Regions from separate parts of the Homo sapiens genome. Here regions 1 and 2 are each linked to region 3. Evidence: chromatin contacts called from ENCODE Hi-C or POLR2A ChIA-PET data. All regions are on one chromosome and are shown on one strand. The core of a region is the stretch at or near the end of the contact, and the rest is flanking DNA. Distances in the headings are between cores, read along the strand shown.

The links. A loop is a pair of places that touch in the nucleus more often than their neighbours do. ChIA-PET counts read pairs that join two places held with the same protein, here RNA polymerase II (POLR2A). Pooled maps may share reads with other maps.
Region 1: a loop to region 3 is called in a map of naive thymus-derived CD4-positive, alpha-beta T cell, with 11 times the contacts of the local background. The contact joins the enhancer-like site here to the promoter of ATG5 in region 3. A Hi-C loop is called at or near these places in 1 of 168 maps with a recorded cell type or tissue (naive thymus-derived CD4-positive, alpha-beta T cell), 3 of 37 single-sample maps with no recorded cell type and 7 of 50 pooled maps. POLR2A ChIA-PET finds 5 or more read pairs at or near these places in 1 of 52 experiments (activated T-cell).
Region 2: a loop to region 3 is called in a map of ascending aorta, with 3 times the contacts of the local background. The contact joins the enhancer-like site here to the promoter of ATG5 in region 3. A Hi-C loop is called at or near these places in 4 of 168 maps with a recorded cell type or tissue (PC-9, ascending aorta, chondrocyte and 1 more) and 9 of 50 pooled maps. POLR2A ChIA-PET finds 5 or more read pairs at or near these places in 2 of 52 experiments (MCF 10A and Panc1).

What each region holds. Positions count from the first base shown.
Region 1 is chr6:105,645,047-105,647,746 of GRCh38, forward strand. No RefSeq gene overlaps it. Among named protein-coding and RNA genes, the nearest start is that of LINC02836, 14 kb to the left of the region's middle. RefSeq lists an enhancer at 1,765-1,954. Within about 2 kb of position 1,450, at least 4 of the 41 ENCODE cell types and tissues checked have a DNase peak (open chromatin) inside an H3K27ac peak, as active enhancers do.
Region 2 is chr6:105,594,948-105,597,647 of GRCh38, forward strand. No RefSeq gene overlaps it. Among named protein-coding and RNA genes, the nearest start is that of LINC02836, 36 kb to the right of the region's middle. Within about 2 kb of position 1,389, at least 6 of the 41 ENCODE cell types and tissues checked have a DNase peak (open chromatin) inside an H3K27ac peak, as active enhancers do; they include PC-9 and Panc1, where a contact is called at or near this core.
Region 3 is chr6:106,324,457-106,327,156 of GRCh38, forward strand. It overlaps ATG5 (autophagy related 5), which reads right to left and starts at 1,304. Exons shown (of 8, transcript NM_004849.4): 1 at 1,070-1,304. RefSeq lists enhancers at 1,114-1,163, 1,184-1,503.

The DNA of each region.
Region 1 (2,700 bases), core at 200-2,699, 680 kb before region 3:
GACGGTTCTGAGTTGATGTAGATAATGAGAAATTGAGGTAATGAAAAATGTCCATTTGTTTTTTCTTTTAAACTGTCGAACCCAATCCATTATTGACACAAGTTTTTCTCCTGAAGTGTATAGAGATCTATACTCTATAGACAAATAGAAAAGTAGAACACTAGTTGGATTTTGCTGTGGACATGGACTTTGGTTGCTGAAACAAGTATCTGTTTTATGTAAAGAATGTTCCATCAGCAGCCACTTTTTTTAAAAAGAGCACTTGGCAAATCTCTGGAAGCCGGCTTATGTAACTAACTGCCTCTTATGGTAGTATGTGAAGGCAGCACAGAACATATTGTTTCCCACTGTTTCTCTTTGAGAAATTAGTTTGGTGCCTGGCAAGAGGAGAGATGTGCAAGGGCAATATTCCTAGAAATAACTACCTGTGTACTTGCTGGAATTCCACACTGGATGGAGGCTCCTTTGTGAAAGGCAGGTGTTGATTTCTAGGCTGAGAGAGTACTAGCAGGGAGCTCCTCAAAGGAACTTGGAAAGAATTACTTAGGTCTCATTTCACACCCTGCATCTGATTTTTTAACTAAGTCCCTAAGAGAAAAGTGGCTACAGGTGTTGTAAACGACCCTTCCTTCAGTAAACTGATTGAAACTGAACACTGATCACAATTTCTTTGCATGAGAAAGATAACTGGGCATGGAAAATTTTGATCTGAGAATATCTGAAAATTACATAAATAACATTAACAAGTGTTAGAGTGACAGAAACAATGAGGCCAGATTTGTTCTAACTTGAAAATGTAAGGGCTATTTAATGTATTTTAGGATGGAGGGAGTGCTAAGGATCGTTTATTTTTAGCTCCCATAAAAACTCAATTTCCTTCATAGTGGAATCAGTCCAAATTGAAGATTTGCTCTTGCACAGACACTGGACTCTCCCCAAAATTTTCAGATTAGCAGTCATACCCCAAAGAATAAACCTGGGCTAAAGCTGCAGGTTCTAGCACTGAGACAGAGATCATCTGCATTCCTGTTACCTAGTCAAGTGTCCTGGATAAATCACAAAAACATCGAAGTCTTAGGTCACGTCACCAAGTCTCACGTTCCAAGAACTGTCAAGAGATTGCTTATGTAGCCACAGGCCAGACAGACAGGGGCTTTGTGAGACTATCCCTCAGGGGTGCTGGGGGTGTTTGCATTGTTAGCCTGGAAAAAGCTAGCCAGACCAACATAGTCACAGCAATTGAAAATCCTGAAGGCCCATCTATGACCAAATGTATTAATAAATAAAAAGACCTATAAGAAACCTTCCCACCAGCATTAACCACACCAAAAGCAAGTCAAACCCAGGCTTCTCATAACTGGTTCTTGTTCCAACACAAGAGTGAGAAGAGCATCTTGCTGCGGCCAACGGTTACTATAGCTCTCCTTTTGTAGAAAGCCACCGTCTTCGAAGAGCTTACTAGGTGTCTCCACTAAAGAACAAAAAACATGGGTAAGACTGGTTTCCTCTCAAGTTATGACTCAGCTTTGATCACCACACTTCCACTTGAGCCTATTAACGTTCAGTGGACAGAATGTCACTCTTTTTCAATCAGCTGCTACAGCAAACAATAGCCTTGCTGCATTTCAGTCATATAGAAAGCCACAGAATATTTCCTTTTGACTCTCTTCTCTCCACATCAGACCCACAGTCAGGCTCATGCTGAGGTCTATCTTCTCACAATCTACTAGAAAGTGGCCTGCCTCTACATGCTTACCCTGCTAAAATGAGAAGCAAGAAATAAACAACTTCATGTTAATTATAAATAGGAGGCACTGGATATTAAACCTGCCCATAGAATAATGGAGAAGGAAAGCATTGCGCTCCCTTTCTCCTTGAGTCGGGAGCCATATCCCTTGCCAGAACAGTGAACTCTCACTGGGTAGCAGGAGAGGCCACTATGATAAGGACCCAAGCAGAAGCCTGGGGGTGGGGTTCTCACGACCACTCACAGACCCCTGAACCTGGGGGGAGTAGCAGAGAACAGCCAAGAGCGACATGGACTGTCTTGCATTTTCCTCATCTCTTTATTCTAGAAAAAAAAAGAGGAAGGAAGAAAAAATGAAAGAAAAATGCTATAATTTTCTTTTCTCCATCTTTCTTGGAGATCAGAAAACAGTAGGTTCTGAAGATCTCCTCTGTGCTCATGGGCACGTGAAAAATTTCATGATGCTTACTTGGCTTTGAGATTTTATTACCATTATTATTGTTATTTTATATTAATATAAAAATAATAAAGATGTATTGAGCTCCTTCTATGTGCCCAACACTATAAGCATAATAAATACTTTATCTCTTAATCCCCACAGCTCCCTATGAATTAGATACTATTGATACTAATATTATCCCAAATTAAAAATTAGGAGCCTGAGGCATGAAAACGTGAACTCATTGGAGATCACACCACTCACAAATGGCAGAGCCAGGGTGCAGCCCTAGGTCCAGTGTCCCCAGAGCCCATTCTGCCATTCACTTCAGGTCATTCTCTTCCCATTTAGAACACTGAACTTTTTATATCCTCAACAGACATAAATGCTCAGCTTCAAGAGCCAAACAAAAATAATTGTTACAAATTCCACTGTTTGTTTTCCCAGGGGGTGCATCTTAGAGTTATTAAATGTAATCCTCTGTTCCCCTTACTCCAGTAGTTTCTTTACCCCT
Region 2 (2,700 bases), core at 139-2,638, 730 kb before region 3:
TCTCTGTTTAGTAAGGGGTAACAGATACTTACGCACAAAATGACCAAGCAATGCAGTAGATGCAAATGATGAAGGAATGTGCAGGAGCTCTGGCGTACAGAAAAAAGGCACCTAACCCAGTCTTAAGATGGAGAAGAACCAGGAAGGAATTCATGACTCACATCTCCTATTAGATCTGTGTCTTTTGGACAATAGCTTTGCCTGCCTATTGTATACTTACCAATGTATTAATATTTGCAGAACAAAATTTTATGTAAGATAGGGTACGATGATTCCATGTTGTATATCACACCACAGAAATTCAACCACCTTGGGTGGTGATGTGTGTGGTGAGGTGACAGCTGGGGAATATTAAGTGTGTCTTAGGAAAGATCGACTTTCTTTCCAGGGCCCACAAAAGGTGTATTTTGAAGACTTGATATGAAATATCAAGTGTGGGGATTTGCATACAATTATGGAACACAGGAAAACAGAACTTGCTCCTTGTTTTATTTCCTATGCTGTGTAGCATCTATTAAGGCAAAGCCCTAATTTCCACATTACTTAGTTTTGCAGGAACCAGAATTGCTAGTGTCATATGAGACAGTGTTAATGATGTGAGGTACAAATACTCTTGGAAATGTCTCCAAAGTTAGCCATTTTCTATAGATAGATAGATTCCTAATCCTGACAGTTATGTGTTACTTCAATACCGCAAAAAGCATGCTTTTCTTTTCTATGAATTTTTAAATGATACATTTTTATATTAAAATAAAGACTTTTCTCCTAAATGAAAGTGCCAAAAATGCTAGAACTGACTCCACAAATATTTCACCCCCAACATAAAATATTTTGATTTAATAATATAGTATCACTTTCTACTGGTAAACATTTTCTTCCTAAAGATAGAGAAAGGCCCTGTGTTGTAGATCAGTACTGTTCCTCTATTTCACAGATGGGAACATTGAGGTATGGGTGTAGCATATCATTTGCCTCAACTTTCACAGCATCTCAGGGGAAGACAGGAAATCTGGTCCACAATGCCTGTATATTTAAGTCTGCTGCTTAGTCATGAGACATAAAGCATCTCAAAAACTACCAATATCATTAAAAATGTCAGTGGAGATCAGTGGTTCCATTCTCAGGATGTGAAATGTGATAAACTGCAGGGAGGAAGATAGATCAACTCAGAACAAAAAAACTACATTTGAAAGCAGCGGAATCTCAACCTCAACTTTGAATATTGTTATTCAAGAACTGGAAATTGATATGAGATTACTGCACTACATTTGGCCACCTTTCAGTAATGCCTATGCTATTCAAATATACTTGTGCAAACTCAGTTTCCAAAAGTTATGAGGGGACTTTTTGTTTAGCAAATTGTTCTTGTAAAACTTGTCTGCTGTTAAACTGTAGACACAGCTCCAAGGAATCTCTTACTAGAAAGCACTGCATTATTCCAACATGAATCACAGATGAAATTGACTATTTTCCCAGGATGTTATAACTGACTGTGGTTCTCAGCTGAGAACTAGGATACTTTACTATGTCTGTGATTGAAATGCCCATTGAATAACAGTTTAACAAAGCTGGATTTAGTATGAGTTTGTTGTATGTGACGGGTACTCAGTGGAATGTGGTTAGGGCAACTTCCAATTCAACAGACTATGAATTAGAATGTGCGTAGGGGACATTGAATACCACACACTTAAAATCACATTTAAAGTAAATCTATCAAACACTTCTAGGACATTCTGCCTTTTGCCATCTGGATGGCACGTGCAATTAAAATTCCAACGTGGAAACAGGAAGTCCCTCTAGGATAAAGACTTATGAGAATGAATTTTTTGTGTGTAGGAAAGTGGATTATGAGCATCATATAAGACTCATTAAGTTCCCAGGTGGCCATTGCACTATAATTGGCAGTGTGTAGATCAGGAATACACTTGAAAAATATTATTGTGTATATTTAAGATATACAACCTGTATATACATACATATATATATATATATATATATATATATATATATATATATATATATTTTTTTTTTTTTTTTTTGAGATGGAGTTTCGCTCTTTTTGCCCAGGCTGGAGTGCAATGGTGCCATCTCGGCTCACTGCAACCTCCGCCTCCCAGGTTCAAGCGATTCTCCTGCCTCAGCCTCCCAAGTAGCTGGAATTACAGGGATGCGCCACCACCCTGGCTAATTTTGTATTTTTAGTAGAGACAGGGTTTCTCCATGTTGGTCAGGCTGGTGTTGAACTCCTGACCTCAAGTGATCCACCCTTCTCCGCCTCCCAAAGTGCTGGGATTACAGATGTGAGCCACCGTGCCCGGCCTCTATATATTTTGATATACATATAAACTGGAATGATAACTACAAGTCGAGCCAATTAACATGTCTATCACCTCACATATTACTTGTGTATGTGTGTGTGTGGTAAAAGCACCTAAAATCTACTCTTTTAGCAAATTTTCAGTATACAATGCAATATTATTAGCTATAGTCCTCATGCTGTACATTTGATCTCTAGACTTCCTCATGTAACTGCAACTTCATACCCTCTGACCAACATCTCCCCATTCCACCCCCTTTCCCACAACCCTTGCCACCTCTAGTAATCACTGTTCTATTCTGTCTTCTATGTATTTGACTTTTTTTATTTTTTAAGATTCTACATGTAAGAAAGATTATGCCATATTTTTCTATGTCTGGTTT
Region 3 (2,700 bases), core at 54-2,553:
ACTGTACCTTAATTTTTGTATCAATGTCTTCTCACCCCATCCCCAAAGTGGAACTTCATGATGGCAGGGATTTTTATTCTTTTGTTTACTATTTTGTTTACTGTTTTGTCCAGTGCCTAACACATAGGAGGTACTCAGTTTGGGGGAAATTAATGAAATAAATACACACTTGAGGTGTGTGCACTATTCTAAAAATCCATATCCATACAGTTCCATTCTGTACACTTTCCCCCAATTTTAAGTAGCATATCTTTGAAGATAAAAGCACAGGCTTAAATCTGGTGTAAAATACCTCTCAATTACTACCCTGAGCACAACATCGTTATTTTCAAATTCAAAATTCAACCAGAAACTCCCTCTATGGAAATCACAAATAGTTCAGTTCAGAGCCAAGTATCCAGTTTCAAGGTCTCAGAAATTTAACAAGCCAATTCTGGAAGGCTTTGGAAGTTCAGCTACTGTCTGGTAAGTCTCCGGGTTCTGATTGCTCAAGACAGGCTGTACCTCCTCACCCCTCAGAAAAATCTAGAACCAATAGTTTCCTAGGTTCCTCAAGTTCAGGATAATTTTAAAATAATCCAAAGTACAAATGAAGTATGTAAAAGTGTCTTGCCAACAGAAAATGTCTTTGGTAGCACTAAATATTGTTATTGAGACAGGGAATATCGTAAATAGATAAATTGCTTGGAGGACATACCCACCGAGTTTGGACAGACTCACACTGCACTGTGCAATAAAGGTTTAAATAACTGTGTTCCACAAACAATTCAGGTCCTGAACTGAACTCTAGAGCCTGCGACTAGACTCTCGCTTTCCTACCTTAGTAAGCAACAGACATGTACCCCAAGAGGGACCCCGCAGGCCACACCCGCCAACCGGCCCCAGGGCTCCGGGCCGGCGTCTCGCCAACTCCACCTTGCCCGGAGGAACCACCTTCACCCGCCATCGCGGCCGGGCGGGCGCTCCTCCAGGCAACTACTCACCCCTCCTTCCTACCACACCTACCTGGCCCCTCCCCAGCCCTCCTCCTCTAGGAATTTCCTCACACAAGGTGGACACACACACGTACCCTACTCCAAGCTATGGCTCCTCCTTCCGGCTCCCCGCACTGGTGGGGACGCCCAGATTCCGCGCTCCGGTGGGGCGGCGGGGCAAGCTGCCCGCCTGACACACTGTCCTGCGGGGACGCGGTAGCAGGACTCCAGGAAGCCCGCGCAGCCGCAAAAAGCACCGGCGCGGAGGTCGGAGCTGAACCCTGCTGCACTTCCGCCCTCTGGTATCCAGCGAATACAACCGGCAACGCTGCGGAGCCCTGGCAGCGCACCACAAGTCCAGTCACCCTCGGCGCCCGGAGATGACGTCACGAGACCCCACGTGGTCCGAACTCCGCCCTCCGTGTTCTGCCTAACCCAGCAAGGAGGCCCGAGTCGCTCTTGAGCATGCGCCAACGGGGCAGTACGCTTGAACTCGCGACCAAACCTCTCCAAGTTCATAGCTTCTACCCTCTTCTGAGAATCTTGCGTCAAAGCGTAGTTATTGGGGCTTGGGGAGGTTAACTTAACAGTTCCACAAAAACAGTTTTTAAAATACTGAAACACTGCCTCCCTAGAGCTTGATCGCAACATCCCTTTCTTCCTGGCATCACACAACAGTATTAATAAAACATTAGTTTTCAAAGTACTTTCCCATCCATTTTCTTATTTGATCTTCTTCTCTACTTTGTTGGAACCACCGCAGGCATTAATAACCTAATTTAACAGAAGACTATATGAGCACTGAACCCTCCCACCCATCCAAGAGTACATATCTTTATCTTACTCTTTGTAAAAATAATTGGGGCCGGGCGCGGTGGCTCACGCCTGTAATCCCAGCACCTTGGGAGGCCGAGGCGGGCGGATCACGAGGTCAGGAGATCGAGACCATCATGGCTAACACGGTGAAACCCCGTCTCTACTAAAAATACAAAAAAAATTAGCCGGGCGCGGTGGCGGGCTTCTGTAGTCCCAGCTACTGGAGAGTCTGAGGCAGGAGAATGGCGTGAACCCGGGAGGTGGAGCTTGCAGTGAGCCAAGATAGGGCCACCGCAGTCCCGCCTGGGCGAAAGAGCGAGACTCCGTCTCAAAAAAAAAATAGTAATAATTGGTAAACTTACTAATAAAGAATCTTTGAATTGGCTCTATCCAGAAGTCTTAGCAGGCATTTAAGGTTTTTCTCTTAATTACACGTGCCTTAACGCCATGCATGTTAAGTAAGTACTGTGCTGAGACTCAAAACAGGTTCTTGATAATTGGGAACATAAGGAAAATTCTAGTAGTAGCCACAGGATTCTTTTAAAAAGAAAAATCTTCTTGGAGTTGGACTAAGTACAATGATTTTCAAATGGTAAATTACAGTACATTAGTGGGTATCTAAATCAAGTTAGGGAAGCATGCCCAGCATCTTTTTAAATGAAATAAAATAGAAAATATCAGCATGCTTCACACATGTAAAGGGTAAATATTGTGTCCCAAAATTTTTACTTCAGTATGTATGTGGTGTACACTGGATAGGAATGTGAAATACATTTCTTAGTAAGGGTAGCAGTCAGAAAAGTTTGAAAGCCACAGTTATGGTCCTCTTCACCTACTCAATGCAGAAATCCTCACTACAGTGTCCCCAGTAAACAGCTATTAGCCTCTGTAAGAAAGCTTGTGGGATTAA